Linked DNA regions of Homo sapiens: region 1 is linked to region 2. A link is an interaction called in ENCODE POLR2A ChIA-PET data of the cell type or tissue named here. Cell type or tissue: OCI-LY7. All regions are shown on one strand. Links, peaks and the distances in the headings refer to the core of each region. The heading gives the core; the rest is flanking DNA.

Evidence for each region. Peaks named below come from ENCODE experiments on the same cell type or tissue, not always from the same donor. Only the 100,000 strongest peaks of a DNase experiment are listed, where the experiment ranks them.
Region 1: POLR2A ChIA-PET joins it to region 2 with 5 read pairs; 4 of 35 experiments call an interaction of 5 or more read pairs at or near these places.

What each region holds. Positions count from the first base shown.
Region 1 is chr17:75,299,253-75,311,939 of GRCh38, forward strand. No RefSeq gene overlaps it. Among named protein-coding and RNA genes, the nearest start is that of SLC25A19, 16 kb to the left of the region's middle. RefSeq lists an enhancer at 1,917-2,417. In OCI-LY7, for the core only: no CTCF peak of the experiment used is centred there; no DNase peak of the experiment used is centred there.
Region 2 is chr17:75,659,682-75,662,181 of GRCh38, forward strand. It overlaps RECQL5 (RecQ like helicase 5), which reads right to left. Exons shown (of 20, transcript NM_004259.7): 5 at 1,925-2,027; 6 at 1,274-1,385. Among named protein-coding and RNA genes, the nearest start is that of RECQL5, 6.2 kb to the right of the region's middle. In OCI-LY7, for the core only: no CTCF peak of the experiment used is centred there; no DNase peak of the experiment used is centred there; H3K27ac peaks cover 1,205 bases.

The DNA.
Region 1 (12,687 bases), core at 4,557-7,056, 360 kb before region 2:
AGACTTTGTTTCTACCAAAAAAAAAAAAAAAAAAAAACCGCTGGATGTGTGGCACGCGCCTGTAGTCCTAGCTCCTTGGGAGGCTGAGGTGGAAGGTTCTCTTGAGCCTGGGAGGTCAAGGCTACAGTGAGCCAAAATCATGCCACTGCACTCCAGCCTGGGAGTGCAGGACCCCGTCTCAAAAACAAAAAATGGGCCGGGCGAGGTGGCTCACGCCTGTAATCCCGGCACTTTGGGAGGCCGAGGCAGGAGGATCATGAGGTCAGGAGATCAAGACCATCCTGGCTAACATGGTGAAACCCCGTCTCTACTAAAAATACAAAAAATTAGCTGGGCGTGGTGGAGGGCACCTGTAGTCCCAGCTACTTGGGAGGCTGAGGCAGGAGAATGGTGTGAACCCGGGAGGTGGAGCTTGCAGTGAGCTGAGATCGCACCGCTGCACTCCAGCCTGGATGACAGAGTGAGACTCCATCTGAAAAAAAAAAAAAAAAAAAAAGTTGACTACTTTTGGGAGCTCCAAATCTAAGAAGCAGGCTATGAGAAAATGGGCCTAAAGCCTCCTCAAATCCATAGCAAATCAGGCAGGGTGGTCATGTCATTACTCCCAAGACAGAAACAGATTTTCTCCTGTCCCAGTATTGATACATTTCTTTCCACTGGGCTTTTCCTGTATTTAAGTGATGTGTTTTTGTTTTTAACACAATTATAATCCTACTGTACATGTAAGATTATGCGCTTTCATTTAACATTGTACTATGATGATGTTTTCCATGTTTTTTAAGTTTTTCATAAAGTATAACTTTTGTTGGTTGTATCACAATCTTTTTTTTCTTTTTTGAGATGAGATCCTCCTCTGTTGCCCAGTGGCAGTGCAGTGGCATGATCACGATTTATTGCAGCCTTGACGGCCCAGACTCATGCAATTCTCCCACCTCAGCTTCCTGAATAACTGGGACCACAGGTGTGTACCACCATGCCTGGCTAATTTTTATTTTATTATTTGTAGAGATGAGGTTTTCCTATGTTGTCCAGGTTGGTCTCCAACTCCTGGGATCAAGCAATCCTCCCGTCTCAGCCTTCCAAACTGCTTGGATTACAGGCATGAGCCACTGCACCTGGCTCATAATGATTTTTAAAGCTTATTTGTATTAAGATATAATTCACATAACATTAAAAAACATCAAAAAACTGTATGTTTAAAAATATACAGCTTCGTGGGGTTTGTTTAGTATATTGTGCAATCATCACCGCTATCCAATTCCAGAGCTTTTTTTTTTTTTTTTTTTGAGACAGAGTTTTGCTCTTGTTGCCCAGGCTGGAGTGCAGTGGTACCATCTTGGCTCGCTGCAACCTCCGCCTCCCAGCTTCAAGCAATTCTCCTGCCCCTGCCTCCCGAGGGTGGGGAGGGATTACAGGCACCCGCCACCACATGAAGCTAATTTTCAGATTTTTGGTAGAGACAGGGTTTCACCCTGTTGGCCAGGCCAGTCTCGAACTCCTGACCTCAAGTGATCCACCCGCCTCGGCCTCCCCAAGTGCTGGGATTACAGGTGTGAACCACTGCACCTGGCCAGCACCATCTTATTAATACATTCCCACCAGCGAGGTCTGCGGTTCCAGTTTCTCGCCATCCCCGCTGACACTCGATGTTTTTTCTTTGGTGGATGCTCACATGCTTCTGCATGAGCCTTTTTCCCTCCTTTCCCCACGCCTCAGTTCTGGAGTCACCGTCTCTCTGAAGTCTCTCCTGACCCCATCCAAGTCGGCCTCCCCTCTGCTCTCCTTGCCCCGCTGCCTTCTGGGATGGATTACTGCTCAGTATCTGCCACGGTATCTCCGGCTTCCTGAGGGCTGGTGTTTGGTAACTTTCTTATGCATCTCTGTCTCCAGCACCTGGGCCTGTGTTCGACGGCTCAGTAGACACTAGAGTGCAGGGATGGAGATGACACACCACCCAGCATGGCTCAGAGTGAAGTGATTTCCCCCTTCCACATCCTCATCTGCCTCCACCCCATGAAAGTATTTATAGACAGGGAATCGTGGGAGTGGAGAACTACGTACGTAGCAGGGTTGAGTAGAGAAAGATGGGAAATGTCCACAGACGTCTTTTCTTTGCTCCCCTTTGCGGTGGGGATTCTGGAGATGTCAGGGACTGTGGGGATTGGCTGCTTGGTAGGCAGACATGAATGATGGGGTATCAGGACTAGATTCAGCTGCCCTGAAAGTGACAGAGCCCCACAATAGTGGCTTGAATTCATCAAAGTCCACAGTAAGCTCACCAGGGCTGGTTCAGCCACTGTCTCCATCAACTTCCCAGGAGCAGAGCACTGGCCCCTTCCAGCCCACCATGCCACAACCCTTAGGGCAGAAGGACCCAACCCAGTACGGGTCTGTGGCCTGTAAGGAGCTGGGCCCCACAGCAGGAGATGATGGCGGGCGAGCAAGCATTACCGCCTCCTGTCAGATCAGCGGCGGCACTAGATTCTCACAGGAGCACGAACCCTACGTGAACTGCGTACGCGAGGGATCTAGGTTCCACGCTCCTTATGAGAATCTAATACCTGATGATCTGAGGTGGAACAGTTTCATCCCAAAACCGTTCCCCCTCCACCGTGGGAAATTGTTTTCCATGCAACCGGTGACAAAAAGGTTGGGGACCGCTGCCCTAGGGTGTGGCCATCAGTGTCAGCAGCCAGAGCTCCAGACATCACATGGGTAGTGAAGCAACAGGATGGAGACATGATTGCAAGAGAAAGGGGTTCCAGGAAGGTTATCTGGGGCCGTCATATGAAAATTTTACTTGAATCCTATTGGCCAGAGCTGAGTCACATGGCTGCACCTAAATGTCAGTAGCTGGGACAGGTGGTCTTTACTCTGGGTAGTCATATGCAAGCTAAAAATTGGGTATTCTCTGGCTGGGCATGGTGGCTCACACCTGTAATCCCAGCACTTTGGGAGGCCGAGGTGGGTGGATCACTTAAGGTCAGGAGTTCAAGACTACCTTGGCCAATACGGTGAAACCCCGTCTCTACTAAAAATACAAAAATTGGCTGGGCGTGGCGGTGGGTGCCTGTAATCCCAGCTACCTGGGAGGCTGAGGCAAGAGAATTGCTTGAACCCGGGAGGCGGAGGTTGCAGTGAGCCAAGATTGTGCCACTGCACTCCAGCCTGGATGAAAGAGTGAGACCTTGTCAATAATAATAATAATTGGGCATTTTCCTACTATGGAAGAAGAGGGGGGAAGGTGGCAGAAAACATGTCTGCCCAGATGGATAGATGAAGAGAAACATCTATTGAGGAAGTATATGATTCCTCTGGCATTAGGCTGGATATTTTATTTTATTTTATTTTTCCAGATGGAGTTTCGCTCTTGTCGCCCAGGCTGGAGTGCAATGATGCGATTCGGGTCACTGCAACCTCCGCCTCCTGGATTCAAGCGATTCTGCTGCCTCAGCCTCCTGAGTAGCTGGGATTACAAGCATGGGCCACCAGGCCTGGCTAATTTTTTGTACTTTTAGTAGAGATGGGGTTTCACCATGTTGGTCAGGCTGGTCTCAAACTCCTGACCTCAAGTGATCAACCTGCCTCAGCCTCCTAAAGTCCTGGGATTACAGGTGTGAGCCACCGTGCCTGTCCAGGCTGGATATTATATACATTAGCCATGTCTCCCAAAAACCCTAGGAGGCCAACATCACATTCCATCATACTGCTGAGGAAACAAGCTCAGAGGCATCAGCCACCTCGCCCAAGGTCACATAACCAGCAGGATCTGGAGCTAGGACCAAGAACCCAGTTCTGTGGGATTTTTTGTGCACCTCCCCCACTGCCAAATTCATACTTTGAGGCCCTAACCCCACAATGCAATGGTGTTATCAGTTTGTTCTCCCTGCTATAAAATACCTGAGACTTGGTAGTTTATAAAGGAAAGAGGTTTAATTGGCTCATGGTTCTGCAGGATGTACAGGAAACATGGCTGGGGAGGCCTCAGGAAACTTACAATCATGGTGGAAGGTGATGGGGAAGGGACATCTTACACTGCCAGAGCAGGAGAAAGAGAGCGAAGGGAGAGGTGCTATATGCTTTTTTTTTTTTTTTTTTTTTTTTTTTGACACGGTCTCTGTCGCCCAGGCTGGAGTGCAGTGGCATGATGTTGGCTCACTGCAACCTCTGCCTCCCAGGCTCAAGCGATACTCCCACCTCAGCCTCCCAAGTAGCTGGGATTACAGGCGCCTGCCACCACGCCTGGCTAATTTTTGTATTTTTAGTAGAGATGGGGTTTCACCATGTTGGCCAGGCTAGTCTCAAACTCATGACCTCAAGTCATCTCCCCGCCTCGGCCTCCCACGGTGCTGGCCTGGCTGCCCTGTGTTTTGAGATCATGCTCCTCACCCATCTGCACTTTGAGTTCTACAGCTGAGGGGGAGAGGTCTTCTTCCCATGGATTACTTTTCTCAGGCTGCAAAAGTGTTTGGAAGAGCAGCCTTATGGTCAGAAGGCATTTGAAAAACAACTTATATTCCTTACTCACAACAAAATAGTTTTTATTTGTTTTTTTGAGACGGAGTCTCACGGTGTCACCCAGGCTGGAGTGCAGTGGTGCGATCTCGGCTCACTGCAACCTCCGCCTCCTGGGTTCAAGCAATTCTCCAGTCTCAGCCTCCTGAGTAGCTGGGACTACAGGTGCCTGCCACCACACCCAGCTAATTTTTTGTATTTCTAGTGGGGATGAAGTTTCTACATGTTGGCCAGGCTGGTCTTGAACTCCAGATCTTAAGTGATACACCTGCCTCAGCCTCCCAAAGTGCTGGGATTACTGGTGTGAGCCACTGCGCCTGGCCTATTTGCTCCTTTAATGAACTTTCGTCTTCACTAGTGGTCTCAGGACAAGCAGAGCAGGCAGTGGAAGAGCCTTGGAGCTCACCTGGCCATCGGTTTAAATGTGCCATTTAGACATGATTTCTTGAGGCCAGGTGTGGGGGCTTTCACCTGTAGTCCTAGCACTTTGGGAGGCTGAGGCAGGAGAATTGCTTGAGGCCAAGAGTTCAAGATGAACCTGGCCAACATAGCAAGACCCTGTCTCTAAAAAAAGAAAAAAAAAAGACACAATTTTGTCTGTATGAGATCAAATGCCAAACCACTGCACACAGACAAGTAATTCAGTAGGGAAGTGAGATCAACATTTGTACAGAGAAATCAATACCTTCCCATAGACAAATGACAGCTAGCTAGAAAATGGGAGGCCGGGCATAGTGGCTCCTGCCTGTAATCCCAGCACTTTGGGAGGCTGAGGTGGGCAGATCACTTGAGCTCAGGAATTCAAGACCAGCCTGGGCAACATGGCGAAACCCCATCTCTACAAAAAGTACAAAAATTAGGTGGGCATGGTGGTACTTGCCTATAGTCCCAGCTACTCAGGAGGCTGAGGTAGGAGGATTGCTTGAACCCAGAGGGTCGAGGCTGGGATGAGCTGTGTTCACACCACTGTACTCTAGCCTGGGTAACAAAATGAGACCATGACTCAATAAATAAATAAATAGATAGATATAAATTTAAAAACAAAAATAAATAAATTAGCTGGGTGCAGTGGCACATGTCTGTAGTCCTAGCTACATGGAAGGCTGAGGTGGAAGGATCACTTGAGCCCAGGAGGTGGAGGTTTCAGTGAGCCATGATCACACCACTGCACTCCAGCCTGGGTGACAGAGCAAGACCTTATCTCAAAAAAAAAAAAAAAGATGGAAGAAGATAAGGTCTGCTTTAAAATATCAACAAAGATGATAAAATATCTGGGAACAAATGTCACAAGAAACATGCAAAATCTCCATAAGGAAAATGTTCCCAAAGGACATGAAACTGGAAAGACATGGCAAGTCCTCGGATAGGGAGACTCAACATCACAAAACGCCAGTTCTTCTTAGTTTACAAATTTAACATGATCCAAATAAAAACACCAAGAGCCTTTTTTCTGGAAGGAAACAAGCTGATGCTAAAGTTTACATTGAAAATATAAACAAGGCCGGGCGTGGTGGCTCATGCCTGTAATCCCAGTACTTTGGGAGGCTGAGGCAGGCGGATCATGACGTCGTCAGGAGTTCAAGACCAGCTTGGCCAACATGGTGAAACTTCATCTCCTCTCTCTCTTTTTTTTTTTTTTTGAGACGGCGTCTCGCTCTGTTGCTCAGGCTGGAGTGCAGTGGTGCGATCTCGGCTCACTTCAGCCTCTGCCTCCTGGGTTCACGCCATTCTCCTGCCTCAGCCTCCCAAGTAGCTAGGACAATAGGCGCCCACTACCACGCCCAGCTAATTTTTTGTATTTTTAGTAGAGATGGGGTTTCACTGTGTTAGCCAGGATGGTCTCGATCTCCTGACTTGGTGATCCGCCCGCCTCAGCCTCCCAAAGTGCTGGGATTACAGGCATAAGCCACCGCGCCTGGCCGTTTTTTTTTTTTTTTTTGAGACAGAGGCGTGCTTTGTTGCCCAGGCTGGAGTGCCATGGCGTAATCTCAGCTCACTGCAATCTCTGCTTCCTGGGTTCAAGCGATTCTCCTGCCTCAGCCTCCTGAGTAGCTGGGACTATAGGCGTGTGCCATCACACCTGGCTAATTTTTGGATTTTTAGTAGAGACAGAGTTTCACCATGTTGGCCAGGCTCGAACTCCTGACCTCAAGTGATCTGCCCGCCTTGGCCTCCCAAAATGTTGAGATTACAGGTGTGAGCCACCATGCCGGCTGGTGAACCCCGTCTCTACAAAAATACAAAAATTAGCCAGGTGTGGTAGCGGGTGCCTGTAATCCCAGCTACTCGGGAGGCTGAGGCAGGAGAATTTCTTGAACTAGGAAGTCAGAGGTTGCAGTGAGCCGAGATCACGCCATTGCACCCTAGCCTGGGCAACAAAGCGAGATTCCGTCTCCAAAAAAAAAAGAAAGAAAATAAAAGATAAACAAGAAGAGCCAGGACATACTGAGAAGAGCAATGGGAAAAGAATGGCCGATCTGACATCAGAAACTTAGTGTGCCGCACTAGCCCACGGGCAGACTGCAGAGTAACAGAGGCCCAGAAACAGGACCCCAGTATACAGAGGACATGGACACTCATTATACAGAACGCACCTGCTCGCAGGGGGCTGCCGATGGACCTGTGAGTAAATACTATCTGGACAAGCGTGTAGTCATCTGGAAAAAAGGAGAGCTGAATCCATCTCTCACACTGATATCAGGATACCTTTAAACGGATCAAAGATTTAAACAGGCCAGGCGCAGTGGCTCACACCTATAATCCTAGCACTTGGGAGGCCTAGGTGGGTGGATCACTGGAGGTCAGGAGTTCAAGACCAGCCTGGGCAACATGATGAAACCCTGTCTCTACTAAAAAATACAAAAATCAGCCAGGCGTGGTGGTGCATGTCTGTAGTCCCAGCTACTCGGGAGGCTGAGGCAGGAGAATCACTTGAACCCAGGAGGTGGAGGTTGCAGTGAGCTGAGATCGTGCCATTGCCCCTCCAGCCTGAGCAACAGAGCGAGATCCGTCTTAAAAAAAAAAAGAAAGAAAAGAAAATACAGATGGGTGTGGTTGTAATCCCAACACTTTGGGAGGCTGAGGTGAGAGATCACTTGGAGCCTAGGAGTTTGAGACCAGCCTGGGTAACATAGTGAGACCTCATCTCTACAAAAAATATAAAAATTAGCTGGGTGTGGTGGTGTGTTCCTGGAGTCAGCTACTTGGGAGGCTGAGGTGGGAGGATGGCTTGAGCCTGGGAAGTTGAGGTTACAAGAGCTGTAGTTGTGTCACTGCACTGCAGCCTGGATGACAGAGTGACAGCCTGTCTCAAAAAAAAAAAAAACTGTAAAACCAAAAAACAAAAATCTATGAATTATTTTGCACTCGGTAAGAACAGAATAAGAATCATGGATAGGCACAGGGCTGACCAGAAGCTGGCTGAACTCAAAATGATTTACCAGATGTGGGCACTAGCATAGATTAACCCATCTTGTGCTAGTTACTTAATACACCTTATCCTGTGTAATCTTATAACCCACACTCAGCCTAAATTTTTTTTTTTTTTTTTTTTTGAGATGGAGTCTTGCTCTGTCGCCCAGGCTGGAGTGCAGTGGCGCAAACTCAGCTCACCGCAACCTCTGCCTTCTGGGTTCAAGTGATTCTTGCCTCAGCCTCCCAAATAGCTGGGATTATTACTGCATGTTCCACCACACCCGGCTAATTTTTGTGGCTTTTTTTGACAGGCAGTCTCTCTCTGTCACCCAGACTGGAGTGCAATGGTGCAATCTTGGCTCACTGCAACCTCCGCCTCCCAGCTTCAAGCAATTCTCCTGCCTCAGCCTCCCAAGTAGCTGGGATTACAGGCACCTGCCACCATGCCTGGCTAATTTTTGTATTTTTAGTAGAGACGTGGTTTCACCATGTTGGCCAGGCTGGTCTCGAACTCCTGACCTCAAGTGATCCGCCTGCCTCGGCCTCCCAAAGTGCTGGGATTACAGGTGTGAACCACTGCGCCCGGCCAATTTTTGTGTTTTTAGTAGAGACGGGGTTTTACCATGTTGAATAGGCTGGTCTTAAACTGACCTCAAGTGATCCACCCACCTAGGCCTCCCAAAGTGCTGGGATTACAGAATTGAGCCACTGTGCCCGCAGGAGGATGGAGGAAGGGAGGATGGAGGAAGGGAGGATGGAGGAAGGGGGCAGGCAGTTGGGATTTCGAGACTGCAGGGGAGCAAGAGCCCCCTGGGAGCTGATCAGGAAGGGGTTCTCAGGAGATGTGGGGTCTGTAGATCTAGTTCTTATGACAGGCTGGGGATAAGCAGAGAGCAGAGAGGAGGAGCTGAAGGTTAGTTAGAGAGGAGAGGACAGCGGCTGGGGCAGAGGTGGCCTGTGAGTAAATACTATCTGGACAAGCGTATAGCCATCTGGAAAAAAGGAGAGCTGAATCCATCTCTCACACCGATATCAGGATACCTTTAAATGGATCAAAGATTTAAACAGGCCAGGCACAGCGGCTCACGCCTGTAATCCCAGCACTTTGGAGGGCCAGTGCAGGGGGATCGATTGAGCTCAGGAGTTGGAGACCAGCCTGGGCAACATGGTGAAACCCTATCACTACTAAAAATACAAAAATTTAGCCGGACATGGTGGTGTGTGTCTGTGGTCCCAGCTACTTGGGAGGCTGACGTGGTAGGATTGGTTGAGCCCAGGAGGTGGAGGTTGCAGTGAGCTGAGGTTTTGCCTGTGATCTGGGAGAAAGGTAGATGCTGACCAAAGGCAAAGACTCAGAAGGGATTTGGTTGGCCAAAGGCTTGGAGAATTGGACCAGGTGCAGACTGTATGAGATCTTGAATGCCAAGATCCTAATCAGCACCTGTCACGATGTACTTAATCGTTGCAGTTGCAAAACACCCGTGTACATAATCACGTTGGATCCTCAGAGCAACCTAGGGACATTTTCCTTGGTTTGATTTTTAAACAGATGAAGGAATGGGGGTGAGAGGTTAAGGGCCCTGGTCGTGGCCAGGCGCCATGGCTCACGCCAGTAATCCCAGCAATTTGGGAGGCTGAGGTGGGTGGATCACTTGAGGCCAAGAGTTCAAGATCAGCCTGGGCAACACAGCGAAACCCCGTTTCTATTAAAAATACAAACAACCAGCCAGACATGGTGGAACGTGCCTGTAATCCTAACTCGGGAAGCTGAGGTGGGAGAATCGCTTGAACCCGGGAGGCGGAGGTTGCAGTGAGCTGGGATTGCATCACTGCACTCCAGCTTGGGCGATAGAGTCTTGCTCTGTTTCAAAAAAAAAAAAAAAAAAAAAAAGGAAGAAAAAAGGAGAAAAAGGGGGCCCTGGTCACACAGCGAGGAATAAAGGCCCTGGCCTCAGGCCTGCGATCTCATGCTCTTTGTCCTACATCACACTGCTCCTGAGGGGCAGGAGCCTGGACTTTGCCCTCTTTGGACAGGCTGGGGAAAGAGGCAGGGTGGAGAGACAGGAGGAGGTTTTGTGGCAGTGGGGAGAGGGGGACGAAGGGCCGGGACCAGGATGGTACCAGGGAGCATTTCCCTGCAGCCCTGTCCCTGGAGCCCTGTGGCGTCCCTGGTGCTGTGGACTCTTGGCTCACCTCCTGCCGCTCTGGCCTCTCTCCTGTGTGCTTCCTGCCTTCCCCTCGCCCAGCCCTCAGGGCTGTGCTTCCTTATGGGGACTGGAGTATGTGAGGCCTCACCCGTGGCCATGGTTTCAGGGCCACCTCCACACTGACAACACCTGGATCTCGATCTCCTGTCAGATCTGTCTCCTGAGCTCCAGGTGAACACACCCTGCTGCTTTCTAGATGATTGTCCTCAGGCACCTCAAATCCAACCCTCCAGCCTTTCTCTCTGCTTCACCCCACCCTGCCCCTCTTCCCCTAGTTCCCCATCTCAACAAACAAAAGCCACAGATCCCCCCACTGCCCTGCAGCCATCTGGACCTGCCTTTCCCTCCACCCCAGGTCTTCCCAGCTCCTCCTAAATACAGCTCAACGCCCTTGGCCCTCTGCCACTCCCTTCACTGGGACAACATCAGCAGTTTCTTTATTTTTTTTAGACGGAGTCTCACTCTGTTGCCCAGGCTGGAGTGCAATGGTGTGATCTTGGCTCACTGCAACCTCCGCCTCCCGGGTTCAAGTGATTCTCCTGCCTCAGCCTCCTGAGTAGCTGGGACTACAGGCACACGCAACCACGCCTGGCTAATTTTTGTATTTTTAGTAGAGACAAGGTTTCACCATATTGGCCCGGCTAGTCTCAAACTCCTGACCTCTGGTGATCCACCCACCTCGGCCTCCCAAAGTGCTGGGATTACACAGCTGGCTAATTTTTGTTATTTCTTGTAGGGGCAAGGTTTTGCCATGTTGCCCAGGCTGGGGTATATGGTTTCTTTTGGGGTATGACAGTGTTCTAAAATGGATTGTGGTGGCTGGCACAGTGGATCATGTCTGTAATCCCAGCACTTTGGGAGGCCAAGGTGGGAGGGTCGCTTGAGGACAGGAGTTTGAGACCAGCCTGAGCAACATAGTGAGACCCTGTCTCTACTAAAAAACATAAAATAAAATGGATTGTGGTGATGATTGCATAACTGTGAATACTAAAAAACATTGAATAATATACTTTAGATGGGTCACTTAAAAATGTTACATTGATCATATCTCCATAAAACTTTTTTTTTTTTTTTTTTTTGAGACAGAGTCTCGCTCTGTCGCCCAGGCTGGAGTGCAGTGACGCCATCTCGGCTTGCTGCAACCTCTGCCTCCCAGGTTCAAGTGATTCTCCTGCTTTAGCCTCCTGTGCAGCTGGAATTACAGGCGTGGGCCACCATGCCCGGCTAATTTTTGTATTTTTAGTAGAGACTGGGTTTCACCAGGTTGGCCAGGCTGGTTGTGAACTCCTGACCTCAGGTGATCTGGCCCCCTCGGCCTCCAAAAGTGCTGGGATTACAGGCATGAGTCACCATGCTCGGCCTAAAATCTTCAAAAAATTTTAAAATTCGCTAGGTGTGGTGGTACCACCTGTAGTCCCAGTTCCTTGGGAGATTGAGGTGGGAGGATGGCTTGAGCCCAGGAGTTTGAGGCTGCAGTGAGCTATGATCACACCACTGCACTCCAGGCTGGGCCATGGAGCAAGACTCTTGTCTCTTAAAAAAAAAAAAAAAAATTGGCTGGGTGCGGTGGCTCATGCCTGTAATCCCAGCACTTTAGGAGGCCGAGGAGAGTGGATCACCTGAGGCTGGGAGTTCGAGACCAGCCTGATCAACATGGAGAAACCCCCGTCTCTACTAAAAATACAAAATTAGCCAAGTGTGATGGCTCATGCCTATAATCCCAGTTACTCGGGAGGCTGAGGCAGAAGAATCGCTTGAACCCAGGAGCTGGAGGTTGTGGTGAGCCGAGATTGCACCATTGCACTCCAGCCTGGGCAACAAGAGCAAAACTCCGTCTCAAAAAAAAAAAAAAAAAAAAAAAAAAGGCTGAGCACAGTAGCTCATGCCTGTAATCCCAGCATTTTGGGAGGCCGAGGCAGGCAGATCACTTGAGGTCAGGAGTTCGAGACCAGCCTGGCCAAATTGGTGAAACCCCGTCTCTACTAAAAATACAAAAATTAGGCCACGGGCCAGGCACGGTGGCTCACTCTTGTAATCCCAGCCCTTTGAGAGGCCAAGGCAGGTGGATCACGAGGTCAAGAGTTCAAGACCAGCCTGGCCAGCATGGTGAAACCCCATCTGTACTAAAACTACAAAAAAATTAGCTGGGCATGGTGGCATGCCTGTTGTCCCAGCTACTCGGGAGGCTGAGGCTGAAGAATTCCTTGAACCCGGCAGGCAGAGGTTACAGTGAGCCGAGATTGTGCCACTGCACTCCAGCTTGGGCGACAGAGTGAGACTCCATCTCAAAAAAAAAAAAAAAAAAATTAGGCAAGGTGGCGGGTGCCTATAGTCCCATCTACTCAAGAGGCTGAGGCAGGAGAATCACTTGAACCCAGGAGGCGGAGGTTGGAGTGAGCAGAGATCGTGCCACTGCACTCCAGAGTAAGACTCTGTCTCAGAAAAAAAAAAAAAAAAAAAAAAAAGGCCAAGTGTGGTGGCTTATGCCTTTAATCCCAACACTTTGGGAGGCTGAGGCGGGAGGATCCCTTGAGTGCAGGAGTTCAAGACT
Region 2 (2,500 bases), core at 1-2,500:
GAAGTCGGTGTTCTTTCAAATGTAACGCACTATAAAATTTCGTCCCTAACTCAGGGTCACTGTGAGGTTCACGAAGACCATGTATGCAAACATGCTCCGTAAATCATACAAGGTATTATTATTTGTCGTTAATCAGACCAAAGGGCTTCAGGCTGTAGCCCAAAACGCCTCTTGAAGGTCATGGCCAGATATAAAAGACTTCCTATTAGTTGCCAGTGTGGGGCTAGGAGGCTGGGATGCACCCCGACTCTTCTAGACTATTAGTAAGCAATAAAAAGGAATGATGGTTCTAAGAGCCTTGCCTTTGACCTTCCACAGGGAGTAGCTTAAAATACAGTCACACATTACTTAATGATGGGAATACATATTGTGTTTTGGTTTTTGGTGTTTTTGTTTGTTTTTTAAGACAGGGTCCTGGTCTGTTGCCCAGCCTGAAGTGCAGTGGCATGATCTCAGCTCACTGCAACCTCCGCCTCCCGGGCTCAAGCAATCCTCCCACCTCAGCCCCCCAAGTAGCTGGGACTACAGGCACGCACCACCACACCTGGCTAATTTTTATGTATTTTTTGTAGAGATGGAGGTTTGGCCACGTTGCCCAAGCTGGTCTCAAACTCGTGAACTCAAGCGATCCACCTGCCTTGGCTTCCCAAAGTGCTGGGATTACAGGTGTGGACCACTGTGCCCGGCCAGGGATACGTTCTGAGAAATGACTTGTTAGGCAATTTCATCATTGTGCAAACATTACGGTGGATAGTCTTTACATAAATCTAGATGGTACTGCAGCCTGCACAGCTAGGCTGTAAACATGTATCGAGTGTTAACTGCACTGAATATTGTAGGCAACTGTAATGCAAATCACTAGGCCATAAGAATTTTTCAACTCCATTACAATCTTACAGGATCTCAGTCTATGCAGTCTGTCATTGACCGAAACATCAACATGAGGTGCATGACTATAGTTCCTTTATTCCCACCTCCTCATAGGATCCACCTACTGAGATGTGAGTGAACAGGACTATGTTAAAGGACAAGCCTGACAGACTGCATGCTGCCCCATCCTGGGGGGTGCCAGAACCATGCCGTGCAGTCACCTGGGAGCAGGCCGCACAGGAGCTGTCAGCATTCAGGCTGTATTCTAAGGACTCTCTCCTGGAGCTTCCTTCCCCTCTAGCCCTCGAAGGAGCACATGCACCTGGTCCTTTGGGCACAGCACTAGGCAATCCACCCTGAGCCAGGCCCAGACCAGGAGGGCAGGGCAAGAACCAAAGCTCACCTGACATTGGCTTTATCCACTCCCATCCCAAAACTAATGGTTGCAACAATTACAGGGACCTTCTCCTCCATCCAGTCGTTCTGCACCAGCGTTCTTTCAGAGGCCTTCAGCCCTGTAAAGGAGGGGAAGATGGAGAAGGGAACTCACATTTCCCTTGGGTTTACCGGGGGCCTATTTTGGGTTTGACACTGTGTGCTAGGCACTTCACAAACCCTGAATCTTTCACTTCCCAGCTGTCTGACCTTAACATCAGGCGCTTAACTTTACTGAGCCTCAGCTGACAGGCACAAAGACCCTAGCCCATGTGTGGCACAGAGCATTTGGCAAAGGTTAGGGCCATGATTCAAGCCCAAGTCCGTTGGCCTCCAAAGCCTGTGCTCTTCCTACAACACCATTACCTTGGCTTGTAAAAACGTATCACCTGCTGCTGGGTAGGCATACAGTGGGAAGAACTCAGGAGTCACAATTCTCATTTTAGACCTCATTCATGTCTAGACTCCTTTTAGGGGATTTAAGTGTATCACTTTAGCTCTGCCTGAGTATCTGCAATAAGATGGTGGGTCACCTGATAACCAGGATCTGTAAAGAACAAGAGACCAGCTAAGAAGCCTCTGAGGGTGAAGAGACTCAAGTGGCCTGGGTGCCCCTTACCTGCATGGTAAGCCTTGGCGTTCACACCCCTGCAGCTGAGCTCTATGGCCAGCTGTTCACAAGCCTCTCTAGTCCTGCAGTACACAATGCCGCAGCCAGATAACTGAATGGGGAGATGCAGGAAGAAAATAAGCATAGCAAGAACAGAACAATAGGCCCAGTGTAATGCACCCTGCTCTAAAAGAAGCTCTGTGTTCCTTCTCTCGTCGGCTTCAGTCTCTTCTGAGGCAGGACACCCAGTGAGGCTCTGTCACTTTATAAAAAGCAGGACCAGGCTGGATGCAATGGTTCATGCCTGCAATCCCAGCACTTTGGGAGGCCAAGGTGGGGGGAATCACTTGAGGCCAGGAGTTAGAGACCAGCCTGGGCAACACGGAGAAACCCCGTCTCTGCTAAAAATACAAAATTAACCGGGAGTGGTGGCGCATGCCTGTAATCCCAGCTACTTGGGAGGCTGAGGCAGGAGAATCGCTTGAACCCAGGAGGCGGAGGTTGCGGTGAGCCAAGATTGCGCCATTGCACTCCAGCCTGGGCAACAAGAGCAAAACTCCATCTCAAAAAAAAAACAGGCCAAAA